Linked DNA regions of Homo sapiens: all the other regions are linked to region 2. Evidence: chromatin contacts called from ENCODE Hi-C or POLR2A ChIA-PET data. All regions are on one chromosome and are shown on one strand. The core of a region is the stretch at or near the end of the contact, and the rest is flanking DNA. Distances in the headings are between cores, read along the strand shown. Region 1 holds the start of CHUK (component of inhibitor of nuclear factor kappa B kinase complex). Region 2 holds the start of OLMALINC (oligodendrocyte maturation-associated long intergenic non-coding RNA). Region 3 overlaps ERLIN1 (ER lipid raft associated 1). Region 4 overlaps SEC31B (SEC31 homolog B, COPII component).

Evidence for each region. Hi-C counts contacts between places; a loop is a spot of excess contacts on that map. ChIA-PET counts read pairs that join two places held with the same protein, here RNA polymerase II (POLR2A). Pooled maps may share reads with other maps.
Region 1: a loop to region 2 is called in a map of naive thymus-derived CD4-positive, alpha-beta T cell, with 6 times the contacts of the local background. The contact joins the promoter of CHUK here to the promoter of OLMALINC in region 2. A Hi-C loop is called at or near these places in 1 of 168 maps with a recorded cell type or tissue (naive thymus-derived CD4-positive, alpha-beta T cell) and 12 of 50 pooled maps. POLR2A ChIA-PET finds 5 or more read pairs at or near these places in 4 of 52 experiments (A673, PC-9, activated CD4-positive, alpha-beta T cell and 1 more).
Region 3: a loop to region 2 is called in a pooled map, with 14 times the contacts of the local background. The contact joins the enhancer-like site here to the promoter of OLMALINC in region 2. A Hi-C loop is called at or near these places in 1 of 37 single-sample maps with no recorded cell type and 7 of 50 pooled maps. POLR2A ChIA-PET finds 5 or more read pairs at or near these places in 1 of 52 experiments (activated T-cell).
Region 4: a map of naive thymus-derived CD4-positive, alpha-beta T cell shows a loop between it and region 2 (4-fold over the local background). The contact joins the enhancer-like site here to the promoter of OLMALINC in region 2. A Hi-C loop is called at or near these places in 2 of 168 maps with a recorded cell type or tissue (gastrocnemius medialis and naive thymus-derived CD4-positive, alpha-beta T cell) and 13 of 50 pooled maps. POLR2A ChIA-PET finds 5 or more read pairs at or near these places in 20 of 52 experiments (Caco-2, GM10248, H1 and 12 more).

What each region holds. Positions count from the first base shown.
Region 1 is chr10:100,225,003-100,231,296 of GRCh38, forward strand. CHUK (component of inhibitor of nuclear factor kappa B kinase complex) reads right to left here and starts at 4,594. Exons shown (of 21, transcript NM_001278.5): 1 at 4,426-4,594; 2 at 921-1,015. The coding sequence starts at 4,530. CHUK-DT (CHUK divergent transcript) reads left to right here and starts at 4,658. Exons shown (of 4, transcript NR_186419.1): 1 at 4,658-4,722; 2 at 6,013-6,124. RefSeq lists silencers at 4,332-4,571, 5,641-5,903 and an enhancer at 4,682-4,731.
Region 2 is chr10:100,370,688-100,376,417 of GRCh38, forward strand. OLMALINC (oligodendrocyte maturation-associated long intergenic non-coding RNA) reads left to right here and starts at 2,889. Exons shown (of 3, transcript NR_026762.1): 1 at 2,889-3,325. RefSeq lists enhancers at 2,452-2,781, 2,511-3,080, 2,882-3,011, 3,081-3,648, 3,649-4,218.
Region 3 is chr10:100,144,721-100,150,179 of GRCh38, forward strand. ERLIN1 (ER lipid raft associated 1) reads right to left here. Exons shown (of 11, transcript NM_006459.4): 11 at 5,374-5,459. Among named protein-coding and RNA genes, the nearest start is that of ERLIN1, 39 kb to the right of the region's middle. RefSeq lists enhancers at 3,455-4,654, 4,534-4,623. Within about 2 kb of position 4,056, at least 2 of the 41 ENCODE cell types and tissues checked have a DNase peak (open chromatin) inside an H3K27ac peak, as active enhancers do.
Region 4 is chr10:100,506,047-100,511,517 of GRCh38, forward strand. It overlaps SEC31B (SEC31 homolog B, COPII component), which reads right to left. Exons shown (of 26, transcript NM_015490.4): 4 at 3,270-3,465; 5 at 2,961-3,056; 6 at 1,862-2,005; 7 at 1,379-1,521; 8 at 275-374; 9 at 1-155. Among named protein-coding and RNA genes, the nearest start is that of SEC31B, 11 kb to the right of the region's middle. RefSeq lists a silencer at 533-733. Within about 2 kb of position 3,290, at least 3 of the 41 ENCODE cell types and tissues checked have a DNase peak (open chromatin) inside an H3K27ac peak, as active enhancers do.

The DNA.
Region 1 (6,294 bases), core at 3,344-5,843, 140 kb before region 2:
CCACACATAGCTAGTTTTTATATTTTTTGTAGAGATGGGGTTTTGCCATGTTGCCCAGGCTGGTCTCGAACTCCTGAGCTCAAGCAATCCACCCACCTCAGCCTCTCAAAGTGTTGGAATTACAGTGTGAGCCAACATGCCCAGCCTGGCATCAAATACTTTCACAATGTTTTGCTACTATCACTATACTGCACAAAACTGTTTAATTCTGCAAAGCTGAAACTCCGCACCTATTAAAAATTATTCTCTATTTGCTGGTCCCTTCACCCTCTGGCAAACACCATTCTACTTTCTTTCACTGTGAGTTTGACTACTCTAGGTACCACACATAAGTGGAATGACACAGTATTTGTCTTTTTGTGACTGGCTTATTTCATTTAGCATAATGTCCACAAGATTCATCCATGCTGTGGCATGTGTCAGAGTTTCATTCCTTTTTAAGGCTGCATGATATTCCGTTTCATGAATATACCACATTTTGTTTATACATGTCTCTGCTGGTAGATACTGGGTTGCTTTTACCTTTCAGCTATTGTGAATAATAATGTTATGAATATGAGTGTACAAATTACTCTTTAAGTCCCTGCTTTCAATTCATTTTTGTATATACCCAGAAATGGAATTGCTGGATCATATGGTAATTCTATTTTTAATTTTTTAGGAATCACCGTACTGTTTTCCGTAACAGTTGCACAATTTTACATTCCCACCAACAGTGTGTAAGTGTCCTAGCTGATTTTAACTAAACCTTCTTAATCTTAATGTGATATTATTATTTGAAATAGAATATATTTAATGAGAGAAAAAAATATATGTTCCCAAAAAGATCCTGAGAAGAGTGGATTCCTGGCCTCTTTCCCCATGATGACATCTGGTTGGGCTGTAGAACCAGGGAAATGTAAGTCAAGGAATACACTTACTTCTTCATAATCTGGATTTCATGGCACCATCGTTCTCTGTTTTTGGTACTTAGCTCTAGGCGACAAGACTTAATTGCTATTTTGAGATCAAGTTCCTGCCAAAATAGAAAATCAACAGAAAAAAAAAATTAGGTTCTTGTGAAGATTTATTTGCTACCAAAGAAATAACTTAAGACAACAAAACTTTTTAGCTTTACTAATTAAATATATTTATCCACAGCTCTCTTGAGGCAATGCTTTTTAAAAAGATAAACCATGAGACTATTACACCAATGCTTTAAAACTGACCTTCAAACACACAACAGCATACAAGGGAAAAGTGCCTGAAACTGATTTTATAACAGGTCTTTTCAGAACTCTCTCTCATATATAATGTTAGAAAAAAAAAGATCCTGTCTCCTCAGCAAACCCCTTTCAGAGCTTAATCAAGACAACTAATATGTGCCCCAGCTTCTAGCATAACTAAAATGAAGAAGGTAATTCAGGGCTTCCTGGACTCCAAACAGCAAGAGAAAGTTTTAATATAACCAAGCCTAAAGCAAAAAACTCCAATCCTAATGTATGCATTTCAAATGACATGAAGAAAAAAAATCCTACCAATGAGTGTACTTCTGCTTCCATAGCTACATAATGAACCTAACATCTCTTGCCTGTGACTAGTAATTTAGCCAATTCTGACTGAAATTAAACCCATTCTGATGCATATTACAGGAAATAGCCAGACCCCATCATATTCTGGCAACATTAATAATGCAGCTCAGAAATAGCAGTCAGGGCTAAACAGGCTACACTATGTTTCTGATATCACAAGGAGAGTTCAAAAGAATTTCCAACATATGTAATCTCTGACACAAACCAGAGTTGTAATAAAGGCTGTGTATGAATACAGAGAGAAGAGCCCAGGGGCCAGGACAGAAAAAATATATTATAGGTGGGGAAGCAAGACATAGCTTGGATAGGGTAGTGTGAATTGGAGGGTGAGAGGAAAAAAGAAGCTAGAGATAAGATGATACCTGGTGCATAGAGAAGAAGGAAACTAGGATAGACTGCATGCTAGCCTACCCACAGTTCTCACTCCCTTCAATCTTCCTTTTGTTATGAGCAGGTGACCAGTTATATCTATGTCCCATGCAGGCCTTTACCACCATGGAAATGAGAATCAGGCACAACCATGAACAACACTGAGCCCTGAATGCTCATGTTAATGGAGCAATAAGTTATCTATTTCAAAAATCCCACTTTGTAAGATCCTTCAACTCCTTAATTTATATTTCATCAACTCTGTGAAATTCTACCTTTTCACAAAGAATATTCTATGGGAAGTTTATAGATGTACAACAACAACAAAAAAGTCGGAATATTCTGGAGATAGGGTTATGGCTGTACAACAACGTCAATGTACTTAATGCCACCTAACTGTACACTTAAAAATAAAGTGATAAATGTTGTGTTATGTATACTTTACCATAATAAAACAAAAAGTGATTAATTCATCCATCCCCACCCAGGGACCAAGAAAAGAAGTCACAAAAGCTGCCAGCATGCATCCTTTTTCCTTATGACCAGGCGGATAGGCAGGCTTAGGTAACACAGGCAACATGCCACTGGAAGCACTTGGCTCCCACTTTTTTTTTTTTTTAGTGTGTTATGTTCCCTCTGATGGTGAGAATTATTAAATTTACTACTTATCCTGCTATCACAGGACTTAATGCCTTAGTCCTTCACCTTCCATTCTCTTTCTCCAAGATTTTCTCCTATGCCCTATCTAGAAACCTGGTTCACAAAACTTCCTCAGTTCTAACAGTTTCAGTTGTCATTCTAATTACCCTAAATATGCCTATTTTCCCAAGGTAGACTCCTATCTCCCCTTTCTCCCACCCCAAATTACGAGCTTTCTCACTACACCCATGTTCCTTTAGATAACAAATTATTACTTTTCCTCTTGAATTAACTTCTCTATTCACAAGCCAAGCCCAGGCATTTTAGTAAGATCTTACCTGTTCATCTTGTCCCATATGTTGTTCCACTCAAATTTATCCTTTACAAAACCATTTTCCTAGAACAACACTTTTTATCTTGACATTTCCTTAAGGCCAATTAATGAGGAGCATTATGATCATAGCAGCAACAACAACAAAGTAGCAGCAGGTGCTAACAGTTGAGGGCTTTCATGGGTCAGGTACCGTATTTAGCTTTACACACATTACTATTTTATTTAACTCTCAAATCCATGATGCATGTAATTATTATACTATACTTACTTTACAGGCAACAAAACAAAGCCTATATTACAGGAATTATTAGTCCAGGGTCTATTTACCTAAAATGTCCTTTAGGAAGGCACGAACCTCTCAAATGGCAATGCATGGTTGTGTGAATGTGCATCTGTGCATTTTTCTGGGGAAAGGGTTCACAGCTTTTATCGGTATATCAAAAAATACATGTCCCAGGCCTGGTGCCGTGGCTCACGCCTATAATCTCTGCACTTTGGGAGCCTGAGACAGGTGGATCGCCTGAGGTCAGGAGTTCGAGACCAGCCTGGCCAACATGGTGAAACCCCGTCTCTACTAAAAATACAAAAAAATTAGCCAGGCACGGTGGCGGGCGCCTGTAATCCCAGCTACTCAGGAGGCTGTGGCAGGAGAATCGCTTGAACTCGGGAGGAGGAGGCTGCAGTGAGCCGAGATCGCGCCCTGCATTCCAGCCTGGGCGACAGAGTGAGACTCCGTCTCAAAAACAAAAACAAACAAACAAGACCCAAATATGATTTTTTAACTGCTACTACAATGGTTAAACATTCTCTATTAAATCAAAGTAAAATTCTTGAGTCTGATGTTAACTGTCCTCCACCTACTAGAGCGCCCCCCATCTCCATCTACTAATATAGCCTTTCGTTTGAAGCCATGCTCTGCACCAACTCACCCTCATACTGTCCCGACCTGGAATACATCCCCAATTCCAAAGCCCATCCATGCTTCCAAAGGCTTAACTCTGGACCCATCATGAAGCCTTCCTTGTCTACTCCAGTCCCCACTGATATCATATGGCCTCCAAGCGCGCGCGCGCGCGCGCACACACACACACACACACACACACACACACACGGACGCACACATTCCCAAAGGCAGTCCCCTTCAGCCCTCTTCTCACACATTCGTGCTCCTACATACACACTGTGACGTGCATCTGCCTCACACACCCTGACACTCCACATTCACAGAGACACACACGCACTGTCACACTCACTAAACACCTGGTCACAGCCTGACAGTCATACCCAAGTTCCCCGCAACAGCTCTATCTATGCCCAGTACCTCAAATACAACTTTGGACACACAGGCATAGTATCTTTCTCTCTAATACACACACACAAGCCCACTGGCCCCCAAATACTGCCCAAGGTCCCACCAACCATCTATCCCACACTGTCAGCCCTGTGTTCCACAGACGCTCAAACCCACCGCCGCTCCAACCCACCGCCGCTCCCTCTCACGCCCCGCCTCACCCGATGCTGGTACAGACAGACGTTCCCGAAGCCGCCGGTGCCCAGCCGCTCCCGCATCTCCCAGGGCCCGCCCGCGCCCGGCCGCAGCCCCGGGGGCCGCTCCATGGGGCGGGAGGGCAAGCGGCCTCAGGTTCCACAGTTGTTCCAAGGCCGGTTCCGGGCCGCCGATGCTCGCGCGTCTTTGTTCTCGCGAGAATGAATGCGTCACTTCCGGTAACCGCTGCGAGAAGGCCCTTCCCTAAGTTCTCCCAGGGCGCTGCCAGAGCCCTGCCGGCTAAGGGATGGGGAAACAAACAGGTACTCGGTCCGCTCTTTAAGTCCCCTACGTATTTTCCGGGAGGGCTGAACGGAACCACAATGTTTTTCTAGTCTTGGAAAACATAAGATCTCTCCAAACCCCACATTCCCGTCAAATCCACTTTTCAAAGCAGCCCAGTCTCTCCTGTATTTTTTTCTTTTTAATTAAGATGGGGTCTCGCTCCGTTGCCCAGGCTGGAGTGCAATGGCACGATCACGGCTCACTGCAGCCTCGACCTCCCGGAATTAAGCGATCTTCTCACCTCCCGAGTAGCTGGGATTGCAGGCGCGCACCACCTCGCTTGGCTAATTTTTTATTTTTTGTAGAGACATGGTCTTGCTACGTTGCCCAGGCTGGTCCCGAACTCCTGGTCTCAAGTAGTCCTCCCACCTTGGCATCCCAGAGTGCTGGGATTATAGACATGAGCCACCGCGTCCAGCAATTAGTCTTTTCTAAACTTCATATTGTCTCTACTCCTATCTACACTTCACCTTTCTTCAGATCCCTGCCATCTATCCTCCAACTCCACCACCAGCTGATCCGGCACGCTAAAGACCACCAATGATTTAAAGGCTGCGAAATCGTTAAAATACTACGCTAGCAGGCCCACTAATGAATTAGCCTTCTTGTTCACTGACTTCCCAATACACCTGCTCCAGGATATCCCCTGTCATCCCAAATGACTCAAGAATGTGACGCTATTCCGGAGTGAAGAGTGTTTCTCGGGATTTCGCGAGCTTTTTTCCTAGATGCCTCACAGAGCTTGCTGTCCGGCAGTCCAGTTATGGGTTTGCCAGCACAGTAGTTCATTGTGAGAAGTGTTTCTAATGGGTGCTACAGGGCTGCAGAGGCAAGCTTTGGGAATGCTGTTGGTGCAGCAAGTGCTTCCGGGTGGCGGATTGCCATAGCATAGGGGAAACAACTCCTGGTCTTCCATTTAAGAGGGTCATACCTTCACTGTACCTGGGGGATCTCAATACTCCAAGTAAAGGAATCAGCATGGAATCAAATTATTGATAAATGTGATGCTGCAACCAGAATGTTGAGCACTGCATGATACAGACGAAGTCGATGTTGTAGGTCATTAGTAACATGTGGTATGGGAGGTTCTGGTTTCTGTAAGTGCATGGTTTCCATGGACTTGGAGATGATGATGCCTCTGAGGACATGTCATTTAGAGCTGGGCAGACCGCACAGAGAATTGTGGTACAGATTGTTGTAACAGTATGAAGCCCTCTCATTTGCTGTATGTACAGCATGGCCAGTGCTAATGTGCTCAATTTCCGTAGGTGGGGCTGTAATCTCGTAATTCCCAGTCAAAAGAGGTAGGAAGGGATGCTGAGGACCCAGGGATACTGATGATTGGGCTGACCCAGAAGTGGCCATCTTTGTGGAAACCAGGTTGGTTCCCTTGGTTAACTTTTTAAATGCCCCCATTCCCAGGGCCATGAGTAATTTGAGTTGTTTTTTGTTGTTGTTGTTGTTATTGTTTGAGATGGAGTTTCACTCTTGTCACCCAGGCTGGAGTGCAATGGTGTGATCTCAGCTCACTGCAACCTCCACCTCCAGGG
Region 2 (5,730 bases), core at 1,639-4,138:
AATGTGTAATGTTGCTATGATCTGGTTCCAGACCTATGGTCTTAACTACTGGCTCTACTGGGTGTGGAGCAGATGACAAACTAGATATGTCGTAATCTGTCATATGTCCAACTGTATGCCTGGCAATATTCAGTTATACTCAGAGGCAAAGCCTGGTGATGTGACCCTCCTCCCTGGGTGGCAGTGGCAGGGAGCTTAAGTTTTGCACAAACAGCAGATGCATCCACTGTTCCGGAAGAACCCAGCTCACTCCACCTCCTGACCCGTCTTAACATTCAGTCACACCTGGGTTTTAAGCTTTCCTCTCAAACCATAGATACGTACCCAACATTTCCTGTCTACTTTTCCTAAACTACACTTCACCCTCCTATAAGATTGTGAGCTCCTCAAAAGCATCTTCCTCTTTCAGAAATGTCTCCCTGCCCCTAAACAGTCAGCACTGGAAATGACAGAATGAGCTCATGTCTTGCTCTAAATTCTGTCACTGCTACAAACTGTGTGAAATGTCACAGGGAGTAGGAGTCATATTTTGTGACCTGTAGTTAACTTTCCGTGCTGCAGGCAAAGCGCTGATTCTTGTACACTGACTTTGGAACAAATGCCACAGGCCCTAATTGCAGGCTCCAAGGAGTTGAGATTCCATACTGGGGTTGCTGGAGGCAGAAGCCTTCCCACTTTCAGGACCCGGACCTGCCCTTCCCCCACGCGGTCCCGCCCAGCCAGCTACACCCTGGCCACAGAGCGCTCACAAAGGCTCAGTGTGTGTATGCCGGGCTGACTCACAGTGGTTCTGGGCCCAGGCGAGGACCTTCTCAGAGGGGCGGAAGGGGCCCTCTCCCTCCTGGCCATTTTCCATGGGGAGCAGTCAGTAACCAGGACCATGCCAGACTTCAAAAAACAGAGAGGAAAGTGGAAGTGAAAGGCAGCAGAGGACTCAGAATTGCTGTTTCTTATTTCTTTCTTAGAGAATTATGGACAGCAGGAAGGACTCACCTTTTAGTCTGTCAGTTTGTTTGCGAGAGAGAGAGAGAGAGAGAGAGAGAGAGAGATACATTTTAATTGAGAGACAATTCACACAATATAAAACTAACCACTTTATTTATTGAGATAGGGGTCTCACTATATTGCCCAGGCTGGTCTCAAACTCCTGGGCTCAAGTGATCCTCCTCCCTTGGCCTCCCAAAGTGCTGGGATGACAGGTGTGAGCCACCGTGCCCGGCTAAACTAACCATTTTATTTTATTTATTTATTTTGAGACAGAGTTTTGCTCTTGTCGCCCAGGCTGGAGTGCAATGGGATGATCTCGGATCACTGCAACCTTCGCCTCCCGGGTTCAAACGATTCTCCTGCTTCAGCCTCCTGAGTAGCTGGGATTACAGGCACCTGCCACCATGCCCATCTTTTTTTTTCTTTCTTTCTTTCTTTTTTTTTTTTTTTTTAGGAGAGATGGGGTTTCACCACGTTGGCCAGGCTAGTCTCAAACTCCTGACCTCAGGTGATCCGCCCGCCCCACCCTCTCAAAGTGCTGGGATTACAGGTGTGAGCCACCGTGCCAGGCCGAACTAACCATTTTAAATTGACCAGTTCTGTGGCACTTAGTGCATTCATAACATTGTGCAAACACTACCTTTTGTTCTAAAACATTTTCACCCCAAAAGAAAACTTGAACCCATTCAACAGTGATTCCCCATCTTCCCACCCACACTCGGCCCCTGGTGACCATCAGTCTGCTTTCTGTCTCTGTGGATTTACCACTTCAGGATATTTCCTATACATGGAATCGTACAATATATGACCTTCTGTGTCTGGCTTCCTTCTCTTGGCATAATCTTTCAATGTTCATCCCCATTGGAGCATATATCAGTACTTCATTCCTGTTTATTACCTATTCATATTCCATTGTATGAATACACCACAGTTGGTTTACTGATTTATCAATTGATGAACACTGGAGTTGCTTCCACCTTTTGGTTATTGTGAATAGCACTGCCATGAACATTTGAGTGCAAATATGAGTACCCGTTTATAATTTATTAGGGTTTATATCTAGGAGTGGAGTTGCTGGGCCAGATGCTAATTTGATATTTAACCTTTTGTGGCACCATCAAACTGTTTCCCCAGTGGCTGCACCACTTTAAATTTTCTCCAGCAATGTATGAGAGTCACCCTCTTCTTAACGTGTACCCATTTGTCCCTTTCCTCTTTCCTACTTTTTACAAAGCCAGTTCCCCACAGACTTCTCTTTCCCCTGGAGTAGAGGGTGGGAGAAGTTGCATCTCTAGTAGAAAGACTATCCAAGCCTCCATTCTTACCTTTTCCGCAAATAGAATACGGTGACCAGGAGGAGGAGAGGACAGGCTGCCACCTCCCTGTGGTCACTAAGGTACACCCACTACAGCCATTAACGCGACTCCGTAAAACTACCCTCCTAGCGACCTCCAACGCCTCGGTCCTCACCCAGAACATCACATTAAACTTTTCAACAGTCACAGATAGGAAGGGGCTCGGTGTGGAAGGTGCCAGCTCTGGCTCAGCCCTGCGGGTGAGTGTTTAACTTTCAGCCCAGCTTAAGATCTCCGAAGACACCCATCGCCTCGTCCTGCCCAGTCCCCTCCGCTAAAGGGCCGGCCTGCCCGGGCCTGGCTGGCAGCTGACATGAATGGAGAGGAAGCGCCTCCCTCTCCACCCACTCTCGCCGGGGTTACTGCCGGTCACAGACCCGGGCCTTCAAGAGCTATTTACACCTACAACAGCCCACCAGCGCCTGACCACGCCGGAGCCAATCAGCGGCCCCCAAGCTTGTCTGATTCTGTCTGCTCCAATCAGGAGGCGCGGTCCTTCCAGCCTCTTGCTCCTGTGAATCACAGGTCGGCGGGAGCCTTTTTTCCTTTTTTTTTTTTTCCCGGGGAGTCGGCCTCGGGGCTCTGCTCTCCTACCTCAGTCTGCCCTACCCTGGAATGGGGAAAATGCGGACATGCCACTCAGTCCGGCCGCGAACAGTGCTCCAGAACTCAGAGAGTTTTCCAGACGGGTGGAGATCGCGTTCCCTGCCCGCCGAGGTCCCATCGCTTCCCTGCTGGGAAGACAAATGAGGCGCTTTAGCCGTCTCCACGGCCAGCCCCTCCCTCATAACCCGAGATTCTTTGTGGGCTCTTAGTCCATAGCTGCCTTTGAGGTGGTGTAGACCTTGCTAACCAGGACGGCCCAGTAGGCAGAGCTCATTTTTATTCCTGTCTGCAATCGTGCAAAAACGCCTCTTATGGAAAAGCCAGAGCGCCAGGAGTCAGCAAAACACACTAAAGATTGGGCAGTCACTGGGGAGAACGTGAGTAAAAGCACAGGAACAGCAAAGCGTTCAGGAACGTTCGAGGCTGACGCAACCGGCGCAGGAAGGTGGTGTGTGGTGGGAGAGTGGGAGGAGACAGTGGAAAGTTTAGACTTGCTTCTGTAAGTGATAAGAAGTCATCAGATATTTTCAAGCAGGAGAGGAAAATAATCTCTCTGTTTCGCAAAGTTAACTCTCATGGCAACAGAGCAGAGTAGCGGGGGGATGGGGGCTGGGAGATGTTGGGAAGCTATTGTTACCACTCTGGTGAAGAGTCATGGGACCTCAAAAGCTGGGATAGTCACGGTGGGAATGGAAAGGAAGGGCACAAGCTGAGAGGCATTTGGGAGGAGAATCAATAGCACTTTATTGACTGGATGTGTGAGATGAGTGAGGACAGCAATCAGAAGAGGACTTTGAGGTTTCTAGCCTGAGTGGCTGGAAGGACACCACTTCCCCTACCTGAAATAGGTAGCAAAAAGGAGAGAGAAAGAGAGAAGCAGAGGGATTTTGCAAAGGGAATAGGAGTTCAGTTTTTGACATGTGGCATTTGAATTGCAAGAAGTACATCCCTGTGGATGTAATACCCAGTAGACAGTTGGGAATTAGGATCTGGTGTCGAGAAGAAAAGTAGAGATGAGATCCAAAGGGTTTATAGTGGATCGGGAGAGAAATTGATGACCTAAAGAGAAATTATAGAATAAGAAGATTTGGGCAGGGCACGGTGGCTCATGCCTGTAATCCCAGCATTTTGGGAGACCAAGGTAGGAGGATTGCTTGAGCCCAGGAGTTTGAGACCAGCCTGGGCAACATGGTGAGACCCCGACTCTACAAAAACTGCAAAAATTAGCCGGGTGTGGTGACACATACCTGTAATTCCAGCTACTTGGGAGGCTGAGGTGGGGGGATCACCTGAGCCTGGGGAGGTCTAGGCTGCAGTGAGCTGAGATAGTGCCACTGCACTCCAACCTGGGCAACATAGCAAGAGCAAGACCCTGTCTCAAAAGTAAAAAAAAAAAAAGAAGATTCAAGTACAGAATCTTGGGAAGGTAGAAAGAGGACACAGAGGCCAGGTGTGGTGGCTCATGCCTGTGATCCCAGCACTTTGGACGCTGAGGTGGGTGGATCATCTGAGGTCAGGAGTTCAAGACCAGCCTAGCCAACATGGTGAAACCCTGTTTCTATTAAAAATTATCCAGGCATGGTGGCGGGCGCCTGTTAATTCCAGCTTCTCGAGAGGCTGAGGTAGGAGAATGGCTTGAACATAGGAGGCAGAGGTTGCAGTGAGCTGAGATTGTGCCACTACACTCCAGCCTGGGCAACAGAGTGAGACTCTGTCTCAAAAAAAAAAAAAAAAAAAAAGAGGACACAGAGCTAGCAAAACAGACAAAGAAGTATCAGAAAGATATGAAAAATTAAAAAAAAGCAAACTACGATACTGTAATAGAAATAAGAAAATAATTCCAGGAAGAGGAAGCAGGACATTGTTTATGTATGTACAAAACAGTAAGACATTGGTTAAATAAATTATAAAGCATTCATTTGATAGAATACAGCCATTAAAATTATGTTGCAAAACTATATAATTGCCATAAAGAGATGTTCAATGCATCTTTTTTCCCCCAGTGCATCTTAGAAACACTCAGGTTAAAAAATAGTATATATGCTGGGCACGGTGGCTCACGTCTGTAATCCTAGCACTTTGGGAGGCTGAGGCAGGTGGATCACGAGGTCAGGAGTTTGAGACCACCCTGGCCAATGTAGTGAAACCCTGTCTCTACCAAAAATACAAAATTAGCCCGGCATGGAGGCAGGTGCCTGTAATCCCAGCTACTTGGGAGGCTGAGGCAGGAGAATCACTTGAACCTGGGAGGCAGATGTTGCAGTGAGCAGAGATTGTGCCACTGCACTCCAGCCCAAGTGACAATGCGAGACTCCATCTCAAAATAAAAAAAAGTATATATATATGTGTGTATATATATGTATATATATGTGTATATATGTATATATGTGTGTATATATGTATATATGTGTGTATATATGTATATATGTGTATATATGTATATATATGTGTATATATGTGTATATATGTGTATATATGTATATATATGTGTATATATGTGTGTATATATGTGTGTATATATGTGTATATATGTGTGTATATATGTATATATGTGTATATATGTGTGTATATATGCGTATATATGTGTGTATATATGTATATATATGTGTGTGTATATGTATATATAATTGTACCATTTTTAAAAATTACATATGTGACTGCAAAAAGGCATGAGAAGGCTGGGTGGCTCATGCCTGTAATCCCAGCACTTTGGGAGGCCAAGGCAGGCTGATCACCTGAGGTCAGGAGTTTGAGACCAGCCTAGCCAATAATTGTTATACAA
Region 3 (5,459 bases), core at 2,806-5,305, 220 kb before region 2:
GTGCCCATTAGCAGCTACTCAATTCCCTCTCCTCCCAGCCTCAGGCAACCACCAGTCTTTTCGTCCATAGGGATGTGTCTATGATGAACATTTAATGTAACTAGAACCTGGCTTCTTCCTCTTAGCCTAATGTTTTCAAGGCTTATTCGTGTTGTAGCATGCATCAGTACTTCATTCCTTTTTTATAGAATATTCCATTGCATGGATAGACCACATCTGATTTATCCATTCATCAGGTGATGGACACTCTGGGGTTGTGTCCACCTTCTGGCTACTATGCATAATGCTGCTATAGAGCGCAAGTCTTCGTGTGGACATGTTCCCATTCTTTTGGGTAGATACCCAGAAGTGAGATTGCTGGATCGTATGTTAACTCTGTTTAACATTTTGAGAAACTGTAAAATGTTTTCTAAGGCAGTGCCCTCATTTTACATTCCTACCAGCAAATTATGCAGATTCCAATTGCTTCACTTCCTTGCCCACACTAGTTACTGCCTTTCTTATTATAGCCATCCTAGTGGGTGTGAAGTGGCTATCTTGTTGCATTCCTCTAATGACTAAAGATGTCGACCATCTTTCTCATTTTTTTTTTTTTTTTTGAGACGGAGTCTTGCTCTGTCGCCCAGGCTGGAGTGCGGTGGCGCGATCTCGGCTCACTGCAAGCTCCGCCTCCTGGGTTCACGCCATTCTCCTGCCTCAGCCTCCCAAGTAGCTGGGACTACAGGTGCCCGCCACCACGCCGGGCTAATTTTTTGTATTTTTAGTAGAGACGGGGTTTCACCGTGTTAGCCAGGATGGCCTCGATCTTCTGACCTCGTGATCCGCCAGCCTCGGCCTCCCAAAGTGCTGGGATTACAGGCTTGAGCCACTGCGCCCGGCCCTTTTTCATGTTTTTATTGGCCATTTGTATACCTTGTCTGAAGAAATGTCTGTTGAGATCCTTTGCCCATTTTAAAATTGGGTTGTCTTTTTATTGAGTTGTTATTCCCCGATCTTTAACTGGCGGATGCTCTTTTTCATTCTTTATCTTCTCCCTCTTTTTTGAGACCCTCCTAGCACTGCATTCCTCCCACTTTGATAAGTCTCTCAAGTGCTTTGGTTACGGTCTACTTTCCCACCAGACTGTTCTTTTTTTTTTTGAGATGGAGTCTCACTCTGTCCCCCAGGCTGGAGTGCAGTGGCGTGATCTCAGCTCACTGCAACCTCTGCCTCCTGGCTTCAAGTGATTCTCCTGCCTCAGCCTACCAAGTAGCTGGGACTACAGGCACATGCCACCACACCCGGCTAATTTTTGTATTTTTAGTAGAGATGGGGTTTCACCATATTGGCCAGGCTGGTCTCGAACTCCTGACCTTGTGATCCGCCTGCCTCTGCCTCCGAAAGTGCTGGGATTACAGGCGTGAGCCACCACGCCCAGCCCAAGACTGTTGATTCTAAGAGAGCAGAGACTATGTCTGTCTGACTCACTGTTGTTCATTACTGGCCCATTACTTTATACATTTTAGGTTTCCTGGCACATATCAGGTACTCAACAAACATCTGTCGAATTGTATTTAATGTGATTTTCACAGTTTCTCTTGTGTCAGGAGGGTTGCTGTCTCCATTGAAAAGGTTTTTTTGGGTCACCTCCTCTCTAACCATTTGTGGTCCTGTCTCCTACCAGTTGGGGGTTGTCCCAGAGGCTATTAATTCTTGTGCTCGAGTTGAGCATATGTTTGGACTGACTGCAGCCTCCATAGCGTTGGAGGATCCCTAGGGTGAAAAGCAGTAAGTGCAGCTCATGTGTGAGGTGAGATGCAGTCAGAGGAAAGTGAATTGATGCCTCATGGAACTGTCTACCATGGCCACAGCTGGAGTTAGAGGTGGGGTGGAGTGGAATTGCGATAGGGCGCCAGAGGCATCAGACACACCCAGTTTGTCAGAACCTGCCTTAGGTGTCTGAAATCCAGTTACAGTTATTGTGCCTATTAGGATGCACACCCTGACAGACTTGCATATGGAGAAAACCAATGCAATTTTGTTTTGAACAAATTGCCTTTCTACCCCTGCATCAACCACTTATGGAATGTGCTGTCCCCAGGAAGGGGATGTGATCTTGGCCCGGGGCAGGGGTCTTTAGCCGAGGAAAATTTCTGCAGAGCGACTCTGCTAAAAGCTGTCACCATGAACACTCCCAGCAACCAGGAGAATGAGTGATTAACATCTGCAAACAGGATCTGGGTGTTGTGCCATCAGCCCTGCACTGTTCACCTCCACTTGCTTTGTAACCCAAATAAGGGGAGCTGCTCCCCCAGGCTCCAAAGGGCTGATCTTTCTGGAATCAGCTGTCATACCGCTCAGCTTACTAAGAGCACCTCTGCCAAGTCCTGCAGAGGGCAGAGAAGTCACCCATAAGTCACCACTTCACACATGAACCATCTCATTATCCCTTTTCCTGACCTCGACTGCAGGGCTTACAAATCTCTATAAACATCCTCTAAAATCTCCCCTCAATTTAGAGCTTTCATCACCCTAAACCTAATGGCTTCAAAGGCAAATATAAAGGGCTGTGGTAAACTTGGATCTGGAATATGACAGGTTCAAATCCTTACTTTGCCACTCATATTCATGGGATCTTGAGTAATGTAATCTCTCTAGATCTCAGCTATGAAATGAAGTAATAGTAGAGCCTCATAAGGTTTGCAGTGGACAGCCTCTCATGCCTCCTGGCACTGCATTTTGAAATGCAATAGCAAGTGCTTCTCCCACTGCCTGGAACACACTCCACCATCACCACTGCTCTCTTCAGCTGGCTGTCTGCCTCCTGTCCATCCTTAAAAATTTGGCTCAGATCAGACATTGCTTCCTAGAAACCAAAAGGCTGGGCTGATCTTTACTGGTGCCCCACAGCACCCAGTGAACACCCTGCTTACTTACCACACTATCACACTTGCCTACTTACTTGCTGTATTGCCCCATCCTACACACACACACAAGGCTATATGGCTTTTTGTTGCCTCAGCAACTAGCCTACAGTAGATACTCAATAAATATTTATAGGAAGAAAGAAAGGAGACTATTTTTTGTGTGTATTTTTAGTAGAAACAGAGTTTCACCATGTTAGCCAGGCTGGTCTCAAACTCCTGACCTCAGTTGATCTGCCCGCCTTAGCCTTCCAAAATGCTGGGATTACAGGTGTGAGCCACCGAGCCCCACTGGAAGAAGACATTTTTTAAAATTAAAAAAAAAAAAAGTAGAAAAATTGATTGAAAGAAATAAGAAAAATTGGAAAGACAGGTACTAATTCAGAAGAAATATGGTAAGGGAAACAAGTAAAACGTCATTCTGCATTACAGTCTATGTCAAAATAGACACTAGGAGTGAGCAATGAATTAACAGTAAATTTTTTGTTTTTTTTTGTTTGTTTGTTTTGAGACAGAGTCTTGCTCTGTCGCCCAGCCTGGAGTGCAGTGGCTCGATCTCAGCTCACTACAACCTCCACCTCCCAGGTTCAAGTGATTCTCCTGCCTCAGCCTCCTGAGTAGCTGGGGATTATAGGCACGTGCCACCACACCCAGCTAATTTTTGTATTTTTAGTAGAGATGAGGTTTCACCATGTTGATCAGGCTGGTCTTGAGCTCCTGACCTCATGATCTGACCGCCTCAGCCTCCCAAAGTGCTGGGATTACAGGCATGAACCACTGCACCCGGCCCAGTAAATTCATTTTAAGTGCTCATACCAGGGCAGAGACCAGGAGAAAGATGAGAAGCTGGCCCAGCTTGTTGGGATGCTCCTGGAGGGCTGTGGTTGGGGTTTAACATCCAGCTAGCTTAGCTCATAGCTGGTGAAGACATTAATCTACGTGTTCTATTATGCAATTGCAGGTAGCAGGCACTGTGCTCACTCTCTCCACTATGGGAACTTATAGCTACTCAGAGACAGACACATATATTGACTCCTGTAGACAACTGACTCCTGTAGACAAGGTGAACTAATGCATCCCAGCAATTACCACGTGCGAATCTCTACACTAGATGCAACAACATATCCTCCTGAATCCACTGAAGAGTCACCCTGCAAGGATGAGTAATCAGGTTCAGAGATGTTAGGTAACTTCCCATGGTTACACATAAAGTCCTGACATGGACACTGTAGGCTCACTTCTAAGTTTTTTCCATGACTCACTTGCCTGATTTACCTGCATGTCATATTCAACTTTTTGTTCTTTCATGCAACAAAGCCATCTCATATGGGCCAGATGCCATCTTAGGCATTAGCAACAGAAACAATCCCCAGGGAACAGCACAGCCACAGCCCCCGCCCCCGCCCTCAGAGAGATTAGCATTTGTGAAAACAGACATTGAGCACATAATGAGACATGAAGTGTGCATGATGTGTGACGGGGGGGAAATACAGGATGCTAACCCAGGCCAAGCAGTTCAAAGTGAACTGAAGCTTTTACATCTGAAGAAGTGATGAAGACTCAGGAGTTGGCTGAGGAAAGTCAGCACTACGAGGGAAGGAAAGTGAACCAGGCAGATGGAACAACGTATGAGAAGGGACAGACAGAAGGTGCATTCAGGGACCTTAGAGAAGGGTGGCTGGAGAGGACAGCAGGGGCCAGATCACGAACTTCGTGTGTACACATTTGAGACTTAATCCTAAAGCGATTAGAAGCCACGGCTTCTAATTCACAAATTCTTTTGCCACAGAAGAGGCAGAAATCACTTCATTTTAATACCTACCAATAACCTATAGGATGGTCAGTTCAAATTATTCTCAGGTCCACAGCAACTGACCTAGGATACTATGGGGTTGATCCCATAAGAACAGGAGGAAAGAGCTGCTTTCCCCACAACTCCCATTACCACTCCCTGCTGGCCCAAGATCACCAGGAAATTGATCCCAGGAGGAAATACAGAACGTTTGGGAAGAGCAGGTCCAACTCTGGCTCTTGGGCCGCTAACATCTTAATAGTCAAGTTGGTTATATTGTGCCATTACATTACCAGTTATAATTTACACAAATTGTCCTTCTCTGGCTTGGTCTGTCTCCTCCCCTCCTCAGTGCAGAAGTACTTTTGCTCTCAGGGACGGATCCCAGTGGCCTGATGCTCCATCCTCCCTCCTTGCCCCTCTGCCACAGGCCCTGTCCCACAAAGGATTAGAAGAACACCCCTTGTTAAATTCCAGGAGTCAGCAAAGAGTGGACACCTTGTTTTAAACATTCTTATACCAGGTAGGCAGTATTCTGGCAAGAGTATAACAAAAGCCTCTACAGTTAAGTTAAACCCGCAAATAAACTGGCTCCCTAGTTGAAATGTGCAAGACAGCCTTAGGAGCATGTTAAGATGACAGAAAAATGAAGACGTGGGAAAAAAAAACACAAATCACTGATAGTAAAATAATTTTATTTAGTTTCTTATTTTAAAAAAGGTAGCATTTCAACATATAAATTTAGACTCAAGATTACAGTGTAT
Region 4 (5,471 bases), core at 2,040-4,539, 140 kb after region 2:
GCCTGTCTCATATGCTGGACTTCCCAGCTCCTACCCATCACAGAGTACAAACTGATCCAGCCGTTGAAGGAGGCAGCAGAGAACACTGAAGGGTCCCGAGGGCACCACTGCACATCAAAGCACCAGCTGCTCTGTGTTGGTAGCTTATATACCACCTAATATGAGGGAACACACCATTAGGGACAGTCCATGAAACCCAAAACACATGGCTGCAGCTGAGATTCTTCTACCCTCTCTCTCCCATCCCAGCATGCCCACAGAAGGGCCAGCCTACCTCACTGCTCCCCAGGTTCCGGCACAAGATCTGGCTGTCCTTAGCACTAGTGAGCAGCAGCTCAGCATCAGCCTGGCTCCATGACACTGACAAGATCCCCCTAAAAAGAGAAGGGAAGAGGAACTAGCATTTGTTGAATGCCTACTATGAGTAGGGTGCCTTATATGTCTTTTATACATTTTATAGGGCATATCAGACCATCCATGCCCTATAAAATGCATGGTCTGATATTATCTTACAAATGAATAAAATGAGGTTTTGAAAAATTAAGTAACTTTCCAACAGTTGCAGAGTCAGAACCCAAACCAAACCTCAGAGCCTGTGCACTATGCAATGTACCACTCTGCCTCTCTTAGATCACTGCAGGATGACCTGCTTCTTTTCACTGATTAGACAGTAGAGATTATGAATCAGTATGAATCACACAAACACTCATCACTATGGGTGCTTTTAGCCCAGGAGGTAGTAAAGACCTAACCATCTAAAGTCCCCAAGGAGGCCAGGCACAGTGGCTCATGCTTGTAATCCCAACACTGTGCAAGGCCGAGCGGGGAGGATCACTTGAGCCCAGGAGATCGAGGTCACAGTGAGCCTTGATCACGCTACTGCACTCCAGCCTGGGTGACAGAGCAAGAACTGGTCTAAAAAAATAAAGGTACCCAAGGAGATACAAAGGCACCATGGCCCTTTGGTTAGAAAGAAGAGATTGTGGAGGCTGGATAGAGGCCTCCACAGGATAGACAGGAGTCAAGTTGTTTTTATGAAGAAATCCTGGAGGAGGCAAGCTCATCACCTAAAGAAATGAACATTATCCTCATATCAGAGCCTGGAGGCTAAACACTGGTTCCAGTATTTCTCATTACCCCATTCCATTCCCATCTCTGGAATTTAGATGGAATCTCAGCCTCCTCTCCATAACCTCAGGGTCTAAGGGCCTCCTCTTGGTTAAGGCTGGAGTAGGTATTGGGTGACTATATGTTGACCGGAATGGCTTTAAAGCCAGGGAGGATGTTTAGTAGCTAAAGTGAGGGATACATTGCCTCCTACCCAGCCCAGTTATATCCACCATCCCCCCAAGGATATGGATGACGTCTGAGATGCTACCTGCTGTGGCTCTCCAGCACCTTCAAGGGCGAGGAGGCAAAGCGCAAGTCCCACAGCTGAATCACGGGAAGTCGATCATCCTCTGAGCACAGCACTAACTGGGTGGCTATGTCAGGATGCCAGGCCAGGCCTGAGCAGTGCATCTGTGAACAAAGCAGATCCCAATGGGTGCTGTAACCTGACTCTTTTGCCCAGTTGAAATGGGACCACTCTGAGAGCAAGTTTTCTGTCTCTTTTGTGACTGGGAACACCACAGGCATCAGAGAGTGATGGCCAGGAATAAGTAAGGAATGGCAGAAGCTTCCAGATCAGCTCTGTTTAGCTTCCCTAAGTTTTCACTCTCAATAGGAAATGTGCTAAGCGGCTGACTCCACATGTCCGACAGCTGAAAGCAGGACTCTGGCCTGGGGCAGAGCAGCTCTAACTGCTAGGCAGGAGAGAGAAGCCAGAGCCCAAGCCTGTGTTCTGGCCTCCAATACTCACCCTGTTGCTGTGATCACTGACTTTGATGATAGGTTCATTCTTCCTGAGATCCCACACAACTGCCTTGCCACTGGGGTGAGCAGAAGACAGAATGTGTTGGGCTTGCCGGTTCCAAGACAGTGCCTTGATGTCCTCTGGAGGCTGCTAAGGCAGGATGGGGACAGAAAGATGACAACTTGTCACCCCCTGGACAAAGTGACATCTGCTGTTCCACTGCTCCCAGCCACCCACAGCAAGTCCAAGAATAGACATGGGGCTACCCAAACTAAGACAGTGTTGCGAAGCTGGGAGTTGAATTTTCCAGGGAGGATCCTTTAGGGTATCAGTGTAGAAGCAGAGGGGATGGCAGGCACATCTAAGTTTTACTCCTACCCAAGGTTTTACTAAGAGGATAGAGTCAAGATTTTAAAAAACAGCCCTCTTGTCTAGGACAAAAAAAGAGGGAGAGAAGGAGGAAGATGAGGGAGGGAGGAAAACAGATACCCAAGACCCCAAGAGAGAGTGAGGCCGAGAGAAAAACCACAAGATGCTATCAAATTGAAACTTAACTTACCTCATGATACTGTAAGCACAGAAGAAAGAGAAAAGGCCAGGAAGCAAAAAGATGGGCCCAGTTACAGATTGACAGACAGCCTCTCCAAGACAGAAGACCAGACCCCCAACTGCATGGCAGAGCCACATACAGGGAGAACAAAGCTGACCCCCCCCTCCATAAAAAGGACAATGGTATGTCTGGGGTCCTACTCTTCCTCCCTCTTTGCTGGGCCCAATGCCCTACCCAACCCTGCGAAAGCTCTACTGTGATAAACAGCACTCCCATCCCTTCTTGTGGTGTCTTTTGCTCTCCCCAACTTTCATCTGCCTCCCAGAAACTCTTAGAACGAGTAATGAGCACAAACCAACTACCCCATATACACCCTCCACCCACCAGCCATCCTAACTCTTATCTGGCTGGTAGCATGTTAGTCTGTGGAGCTTTATTGCCCTCCAGTGGTAAAGTTTGATATCTCTTGAGCTCTGATTGGCTCCAGAACTCAAGACTTTTACTTAGGAGAATCAGCTGCACACTCCAGGGTTGGGTAGTGGGGGTGCTGCTCACCTGTGACTTGGATCCCAGGGTCATTGGCACATTCAAGTTATTCAGATCCCAAATGAAGATTTCAGAATCGCTGGCCCCTGAAGCCAGGAGGTTGCCCTGTATGAATAAAAAGTGTTTGGAGACATACCACCCTAGGAAGAAACAGAGCAAGAAAGGAGGAAAGAAGCCCAAATTTGGGGCTATCAAAAGCCTCCCCTGAAACAGCCTGGAAAGGGGTCAGAGTTACAGACTGGAGGCCACAAATGAATGCTTCCACTCAGATCTGTTGCTCCCTGGCTTGGCCATGTTTGACTAACTGAAATGTAGTACCTGGAAAGGATTCAAGTCGAGGGCTCTGACAGCCCCCGTGTGCTTCTGTTTCTGAGCAATCACAGGCTCCTTCCCCGAAGACAGGATGTGGGTCACATTGTATAGAATAAGCATGCCATTGTCCCCGCCGCCAACAATAACCCCGGAGCTTTCCAGAAGCCCACTGCCAAAGCTCCCCCAGACCAGCTTGTGAAACCTATAAAGAGGAGGAACTGGCATCAGTACAAACTTAGGTTCATGTCAGTAAGCACAGGATGGGCATCTCTGTCAGCTTCTGCCATTATGCAGGCAGCCCCACCCCTAGCTGGAACTTGCCTGTCTCCTTCATTTCCCAGACAGAAGGGATGTATCCTCCGCCCAGTCCTGCCCTTTCTCTGAAAAAATGTTTCATCTACGTTACACCAGAAGCCAGGAAGCCACTGCCTCTGAGTTGTGTGGAGGTGTATATATATACATATATATGTACATTTTTAAGTTAACATTGGGGTTATATAGGCTGGTGATATATACTTCAAATAGATTACTTCACATAATCCTCACAACTCAAATAGTCAGGTAATAATAGCAACCACTTACACTGACTGAATACTTGCTATGTATCAGACACTGTTTTAAGTGCTCTAGGTGTATTAGCTGTCTGAACATTTAACAACCTCATGAAGTATTACTATTATTTCCATTTTCAATTGAGAAAACTGAGGCACAAAGAAGTTATAAAATTTCTATACACAGAGGTAGTAATTTTATCCCCATTTTAGGATAAATGCTAGGAAGTAGCAGGGTCAAGGTTCAAAGTCAGGCCCATCTTATTCCAGAGCCTGAGCTCTTAACATCATAAAATACTGTCTCCTATTGAGAGAAAGATTCAAACTCTTCTGTAACTATTAGAAGCAGGCTCCCTAGACCAACAATTCACTCTCAAACTGGAAATGAGAAAAGACCCAATGGCCTCCCCACCCCATGCCTCTCCCATGTGGCTGGCCCACTGGAGTGGCCATGTGGCTGCAAAGGGCCAGACCTGGAGACAGAGGCATGAAAGGATACACTCCCACTCAGGAAATACTTTTCTGGATTTCTGAGGATGCTTCTAACAAGATAATGCCAATGTCTTGCCCCAGAGAAAAAGATCCCTTTGGATCCCTGGATCCCTTCTAGACAAGTTTGGGTCCTCTGCAAAGCCCCTACGGAAGACATGTGAAATCCCTGAAGCCTCATAGGTGGTCTGTCTCTCACTTCATAGCTGCTAGCCAAGGACATTTCCACAGCCCTTTGGAGAAGCCAGATATCACGCCAAATGAGGTTACAAGATCTCCAACTGCAAAGAAATATTCCCTGCGAACAGTCAGCAAAGCAACTGAGTAGGTGATAGGCAGGAACTTGTTAGGCCAGTCACTGGAGCAGAGCCAACTGGTCAGAAGCAAAGTATGGAGAACCAGCTCAGACCAGGTCAGCATCTGAAGCAAAACAGCAGAGCCAACACAATGCTAGCTAAGAGGCTACTGCCAGAAAGGCTGTTTTCTAAGGTTGCAATGATCTTAATACAGCAGAAGGATGTTTTTCCATACAGGCTGAAGAGGCTGCCATGTCATCCAGGGACTGGAGCTCAGCAGGGGTAGAGGGCATGTCAACTGAGTAGCTAGAGAAGCCCACAGTAGGTCACACAGGAACCAGCGGAGGGTATGTGCAGTGAAAAACCCACATGAAGATGCAGAGGGTGCAGCGACCTCAGCATGGTCGGAACACATGACATACAGAGCACAGTAAAAGGTACCTGAGACCTCAAGGGGGAGTCACCAAAGGGCTGGAAAAGAGGGCAGTTACTTCAGAGTGGCAGTTACTTCAGTTTGCCACATACAGGGTGTGACAAAATGATTTTCTTTCTGTATGCATATAGAAAGCACATTTCTGTGGTTAACCACATCACTAGCAAGGGTAAAGCTGGCGCCTGAATAGGTTGTGATAGAGAGCAAACCTGGGCGAATGGGCTTAACACCTAGGTGGAGTTAAGTGAGGAAGGAGACTTGATGGTTCAGGGTGCTCAGGGAGTGTTCCCATCTCTACTCTGCAAATGAAAACGGGAACAAGAGATGGGTGGGTGCGTACTATTCTGCAACTTTCCTGTAAGTTTGGATTTTTAAAAAATAAGAAGTTGAAAAACAAAAAGGGTGGTCTAGCTGGGCACAGTGGCTCACACCTATAATC